Regions from separate parts of the Homo sapiens genome. Here region 1 is linked to region 2. The links are chromatin loops, found by intact Hi-C in ENCODE. Cell type or tissue: heart left ventricle. All regions are shown on one strand. Each heading gives the region's core, and the rest is flanking DNA. Links, peaks and the distances in the headings are about the cores only. Region 1 has its middle 120 kb from the start of NALF2. Region 2 has its middle 71 kb from the start of PJA1.

What was found. A loop is a pair of places that touch in the nucleus more often than their neighbours do. Peaks named below come from ENCODE experiments on the same cell type or tissue, not always from the same donor. Only the 100,000 strongest peaks of a DNase experiment are listed, where the experiment ranks them.
Region 1: a loop joins it to region 2, with 2.2 times the contacts of the local background. A loop is called at or near these places in 4 of 110 quality-filtered maps.

The regions. Positions count from the first base shown.
Region 1 is chrX:69,386,448-69,389,354 of GRCh38, reverse strand. No RefSeq gene overlaps it. Among named protein-coding and RNA genes, the nearest start is that of NALF2, 120 kb to the left of the region's middle. RefSeq lists a silencer at 1,653-1,702. In heart left ventricle, for the core only: a CTCF peak has its summit at 1,596; no DNase peak of the experiment used is centred there.
Region 2 is chrX:69,092,830-69,095,736 of GRCh38, reverse strand. No RefSeq gene overlaps it. Among named protein-coding and RNA genes, the nearest start is that of PJA1, 71 kb to the left of the region's middle. RefSeq lists an enhancer at 554-1,054. In heart left ventricle, for the core only: a CTCF peak has its summit at 1,589 (motif pointing left); no DNase peak of the experiment used is centred there.

The DNA of each region.
Region 1 (2,907 bases), core at 100-2,599, 290 kb before region 2:
TCGGACCCTTCAGAGGCTGGACAATTAGAGAGAAGGCACATTCCAGGGGAATCCACATCTGGGATGGGCCTGAGCCTGGGCCAGCCTTGTAATCCATTGCAGATGTGACGGCCAGCAGCAGATGTGGGCAGGACCTCCCTCATGAAAGGCTGAGGTCTGGGGGCGGTTTGCAGGGATGGGGAGATGAGGAACAGCTCCCAGACACCACCAGCCAGCTCCTTTTGGGAGGCCACTACCTGGCTGCAATTCTGTGCATGGCACCTTGCCGATGGCAGTGTAGCCAGGCTGAGATGATGCAGCTGGCCTGGGACCCTGGCTTCAGCTGAGTATTTCTGGGAGCAGAGCTTGGGCCAGGAAGCCACCAGTCCCCAAGCTAGGCTTCTTTGCAACCTTTCAGATGTCAATGGCTGTGCAGCAGGGTTCTCAGTGGCTTTAAAACCTGGCGAGGGAGGAGTTTGGGACTCTGAGTCTGATGCCAACCAGCTCCAGCCCGCTCATCCTGGCCCCAGTTCAAGTCTCTGGGGATGCTGGGGCTGGCATCGCCAGGAGGAAGTCTTAAGGACTTTTCAGTGCCAGGAATTGCTGATTTTCATGAACCCAAGTGGCCAGGGCTAGATGACGTCTAGACATCTGTGCTTGTCATATGACCTGACAGTTGGCACCAGAACAGTGCCCCGGGGGAAGAAAGGAGGAACTTAGCAAGGGCCTGCTCATTGGTGGGCTTTGAAAAGGCCAGCCAGAGGTCTAGGAGGTGAGTGGAGGGTGTCTGGGGGCTATGAGGCAGGTTTTCCCTGGCCTCTGAGTGGGGATCTGTAATTGTTCATCACCCAGTGTGCTTAGCAAGGCACCTGCAATTGGAGAATCATCACTTTAGAATGGCAGAATGAGGGAGGGAATTTAGACTTCTCCTGGTCTGTCCCAACCCCTTCATGTTACAGAGGAGGGAATGGAGGCTCAGAGAAAGATACGGGCTTGGCCCAGGTTGGAGAACCGTGGCTGAGCTGAGCCGAGAAGGTTGGGCTTCTGATTTCCCGCTGAGTGCTTTTTCCCACAGCCCCAGGCTGCTTGGTGGAATGAATGGGTGAGTAATAAGTGAATGGGTGAATGAATAGAAAGGCTTGGCTGCTAAGATGGAGTTGTGACCTGGCCAAAGGTTTGTAGATGCAGTGGGTATGTCCATTTCCAGTTTCTCAGCATTGTACTGCTTGTGTGAAAGACAGGAATCCATCTTGCCCCTTTTCTCTCAACCATGTCTTCCCACATCATCCATTTCAATACTGCAGGCTGCAAAGAAGGGGATGGGGAAGGATTCACCCCAGGTCACCCACCAGGACAAGCACAGGGGCAGGCTGCAAAGCCAGGTGTCCCTAGAGCCTCTACTCCTCACCTCTCTCTGCCAGAGCTGAAGACAACTTCCATCCATTTCACAGGCTAGGAAACCGGAGACAGGCCCAGAGGGGGCGCAAGACGGATTACAGGATGAGCTTTAAATCAGGCCTGGCAGGACACTGCATGTAATGGATTCCTGTCGGCCAGAGCAGCGGTAGTGGCCCCTGTGGGCTCAGCAGCCCCCAGAGCAGTGTCACTCCGGACTAACGACAGGTGGCAGCAGAGGACCATGGTAGGCAGCCTAGGCGTTAATTATTACGGCTGCCCAGTCCCCCTTTCTCAGGCCCTAAGTTGGCCAGATTGGTACCCTGAGTGCATATGGGACCCCTGTGGCAGAGGGGTGCCCAGAGCTGGGATAAATAAGTGCTTACTGAAGAACAGCATTGGAGCAATGGTGAAAGGCAGCACAGAACATCTCAGAGGAAGAAAGAGGTCGGGGAGCTTGACAGAGTCTAAGAGGAAGAGGGAACTGCAGAAAGGGAGGGAAGAAAGGAAGGGGGGAGAAAGAGAGAGGGAAAAAAGACAGAGAAATAGGCTGACAGTTTGAAGAAAAACAAAGATGTACAGAGATTCCGTGGGATGCATCAACACACACATACTGAAATCGTGGAACTTTTTAGATGGAAGGACCTTTAGAGGTCACCTAGTCCAAACCTTGCTGATGGGGACAGAGACTCAGAGAAGATGTGATTTGCCTGAGGTCACACAGCAAATTTGTGACCAAGCAGGGACTAGTCCCAGCCTGGATCCTCCCCTTGGTTCCCAGACTCCAGCTCTTTTGTTGAAAGACCTTCCTTGGGCAGTATACATGAAAACTGCCCAGAGATCTACCTAGAATTTGCCACAGAGTTCAAAAGACTAGTGAGACCTAGAAACAGACACATAGAAAGCAGAGGGAGGTGATCCAAGAGGAGAAAAGGAAAAGGAGAGCAGGAAGGAGCAGAGTGCTCAGAGGCAGTTGGAGGAAGTATCTGGGCAAGCTCCCCTCTCCACTGACTTTCGGCCCAGGGTCCCACCTAAGGGTAGGCAGCTTTCCCTCCATATGGCATTGTCCTGCCCCTCTCAGTCCATGCCTAGCCCACCCTAGAGCAGGGAACAGATATGTGAAGAAGGGGCCCAAGCTGGGTCCTAGAACTAGAGAGAAGGCCTTGATTTTCTATTCCTGCCACCTGTTCTCTTTATAGGATCACTGCCTGATTTTACCACACGGGGTGAGCACACTGCTACCTGACTAGGACCCAAGCTCTGCCATCTTTTGCCTGCTGGTCTATGCTAGGGCATTCACGCTATGTCATCATCAATTCTAGTGACCATATTTTTCAAGCTAAAATATCGGGCCAGATTGTCTAATACATGATCTGATCACAGAACAGAATACTTAAAATTAGGCTTGTCCTCGGAAATCTGGGCCATCTGGTTACGGTCCTGTTACTCCACCCGTCGGCTTTTCCTTCACACACAGGCCTAGAGATGCCCCCAGCTGTCAGCCAGGCCCTAGGGCCAAGAAATAAGGAAAGG
Region 2 (2,907 bases), core at 210-2,709:
GTGAGGCTCTAAGTTGGAGTCGCTGGGATATTGGGAAACAAAGAACAAAGAGGGCAGTGCATGGGCAACCTAAGCTTTTGGCTGGAACTGGGGCTTGCAAGATTTCTCCTTGAAAAGGATAATCTGATCTCTCAGGCTTGGAGGGGCCATAGATACCAACTGCCACCTGCCAGGCCTCTGGGACCCTGCAAGTAAGATGGGCTCCTTCACACCCAAAGCTGCCTAGGCTATTTTTAGTGATGATAGCAGCTGGCCCTGAGGCCTCCCAGAAAGCCTGGTGGAGAAAGGTGAGAAGAAGGGAAGGGGAGGGCCAGAGGGAATAGGAAGGATTCTGTTTGTGGCCGCCTGGCCCTCTTTCCTAGGCCTGCTTCAGTCCCTGGGGCCCACAGCACACCAGCGTGTGAAGTTTCTCCCTCAGTGCAACCTCTGCCCAGGGCCAGGGGAGCCAGAGACACTCACATCCCTCCCAGCCCAGCTCCTCATCTTGCAGGCACCCCACAAATCTCTTTCATTTGCCTCCTTCCAGCTGCTCAGAACCAATAGTCCTGGATGAATACTCAGGGCCAGATTGGAAGGACCCCAAGATCTCCCTTCAGGCTACAGAGGCCCAAAGCAGGGGAGGAATGTGGCCCCAGTCAGGCAGCCTGTCAGTGGCTTACCTGGGACTCAAACTCGGAGATACTGTCTTCCAGTCCAGTGCCTACATCACCACATCACTCCCTAGGCCCACTCTGTGGCCTTTGGCAAGTCCTACCCTGTTGGGGACATACACATGTTTGTGGTGGTGGCCCTGAGTCTGGTGAGAGGTCCAGCCTGAAGGAAAGTGGCTGCAGGGGCAAGTGAAGGGGGCTACCTCACATTGGCTTCCCCAGGGCCCAATGTGGTTCGGTTAAGTGCATTTTCCACAGCGCTTGCATGCTCCCATGTGCACATGCTTTGCCAGTATTATCTGGGCTGGGGCTCACCATGCCGCATGTGTAACCAGTTTGCCTATCCTCTCCCAATCTAGAGACGGTTGAAGCGATTCTAATTACAGCCTGCATTCCTGCTCTGTCTGAAGGCTTTCCCTTTTCCAAACGGTCTAGTTTTTTTTTTTTTTTAACTCAGCACTTGGCTCCCTTGCTCCCCGCTTCCGGACTACCGCAACACACACCTCATTCTCACGCCCTTCATCTCCTCCCCCTTTTCTGGGTTGGATTGTTCAACTTCAGCTTGATTTTCTGATGTCTGTGGCTTGGCAAGACTTAAGAAAACCCACTCTCGGTTGCCTCTGCATGCATGTGCGTGTGCGTGGGTGTGTGCTTGCATGTGTGTATGTGATGGTATGGGGTAATATGGCTGTGCATGGTGTGTTGGGCCTGTATGCATGGTGTGTGTACGTTGGTACATGCAAAAGTGTACATGCCTGCTTATGTACATATGATTTTGTCCACAAGTTCATGCTTCGTGGGGGGTTGGGCTAGGGTCTCTGTGTGCATACAAGTGTGTATCTGAGGGTATGCAGTCATGAGTGGCTGCTTGGAAGTTTGTTTCCATGCTTTGCTTGTTTGAAATTGTCTTCTCTCTCAACAGAGACACTGCCCCCTGCAGGTTATATGGGAGACCTACAGAGCTTCCCCTCGTTACAGGTCTTAGCTCACCCTCCGCCTCAGCACCACCAGCCAGTAGCAGGCAGGCAGTCTTTCAGCTTCCCCGTGTCTGCTGGCTTGACCTGATGAGCCCATTTTCTTGACGGAATCCTGCTATATCTCATTAGGACTCATATCCCTCTTTGCCTTGCTCACCACAGAAGCCAGGCCTCCTGGTCTTCCATCACCCCCCAAACTCCAATCCCTCCATTGCCGTGTACAGTCCCTACTTTGGGCCTCATCTTACATTCCTTCCAAGCTCCTCAAACCCTTCCACTCTGCCTTCTGGGACCCATGGTCTACTGGCAGCAACTGTTGCCCCTTCCCCATATGCTCAACCTCTTATAACCGTTTCCTTTATTTCTATACACCAAGGTCACAACTCTCCTGTTATATTTTGGGGGCTATATTTTTCTCTCACACCCCACATACCTCTGGGCAGGGAGATGGGGTAGATGTCCTCCTTGTTTCCCATGGCTGCTTCTAGACCACTTGTTTTCCTTCCTCCTTCTAAAACAATGGCTCTTCCAAAGACTGCCTCATCTCCCACCCCTCCTGAAGGCTGCCATCTTTTGACTGTATTTGTCGCTGCCCTCCATTCACTGAAGATGTTAGTAGGTGGCTGACTGTCTCCTCTCTACCCCCACATCCTGCAACTTCTTCATTAACATAGACCTACCACTCTGGCTTTTCTCTTCCTGGAGTACCTCACACCTCCAAGGATCTGGCCCTTCATCCCATCTGAGTCACTGATTCTCTTGGCCATACCCTTGACCTTGCCATCATGATTAATGACATCAGTTTAAGAATCTTGATTTCAATCATCTCACTTTTTGATCCTACACTCTATTATTCTTATTCCCTCTAGTACCCTTACCTACCAAGGCTCCGTCCTCACTTAGGCCTCGAATCCACTGCCCTGCTACTTTTTCCTCACCCATGCACTCCTCCAGCTTCTGCCTCATCACTCTGCTTTCCTTCACAGTGGGACCTCTCACACCAGATTTCTACACTCAATGTGTCTGCTTCCTCACAGCCCATTCTCACCTCTAGCTACCCTAGAGGACTTCCATCCTCACTGAAATTGCTCTTGTCAAAGATCACCAATGACCCAACATTGCCAACCCCAACGATCTGCCTTGCCTTTCTGGACCTCTCAGAAACATTGGCTATAGTTGACCACTCCCTCCTGGAGCCAGGCTTTCCTAGTTTCAGGCTTTCCTACTATTTCTCTGATTGTTCCTTCTCTGTTTTTTTGCAGGCTCTTCCTCTAAATGTT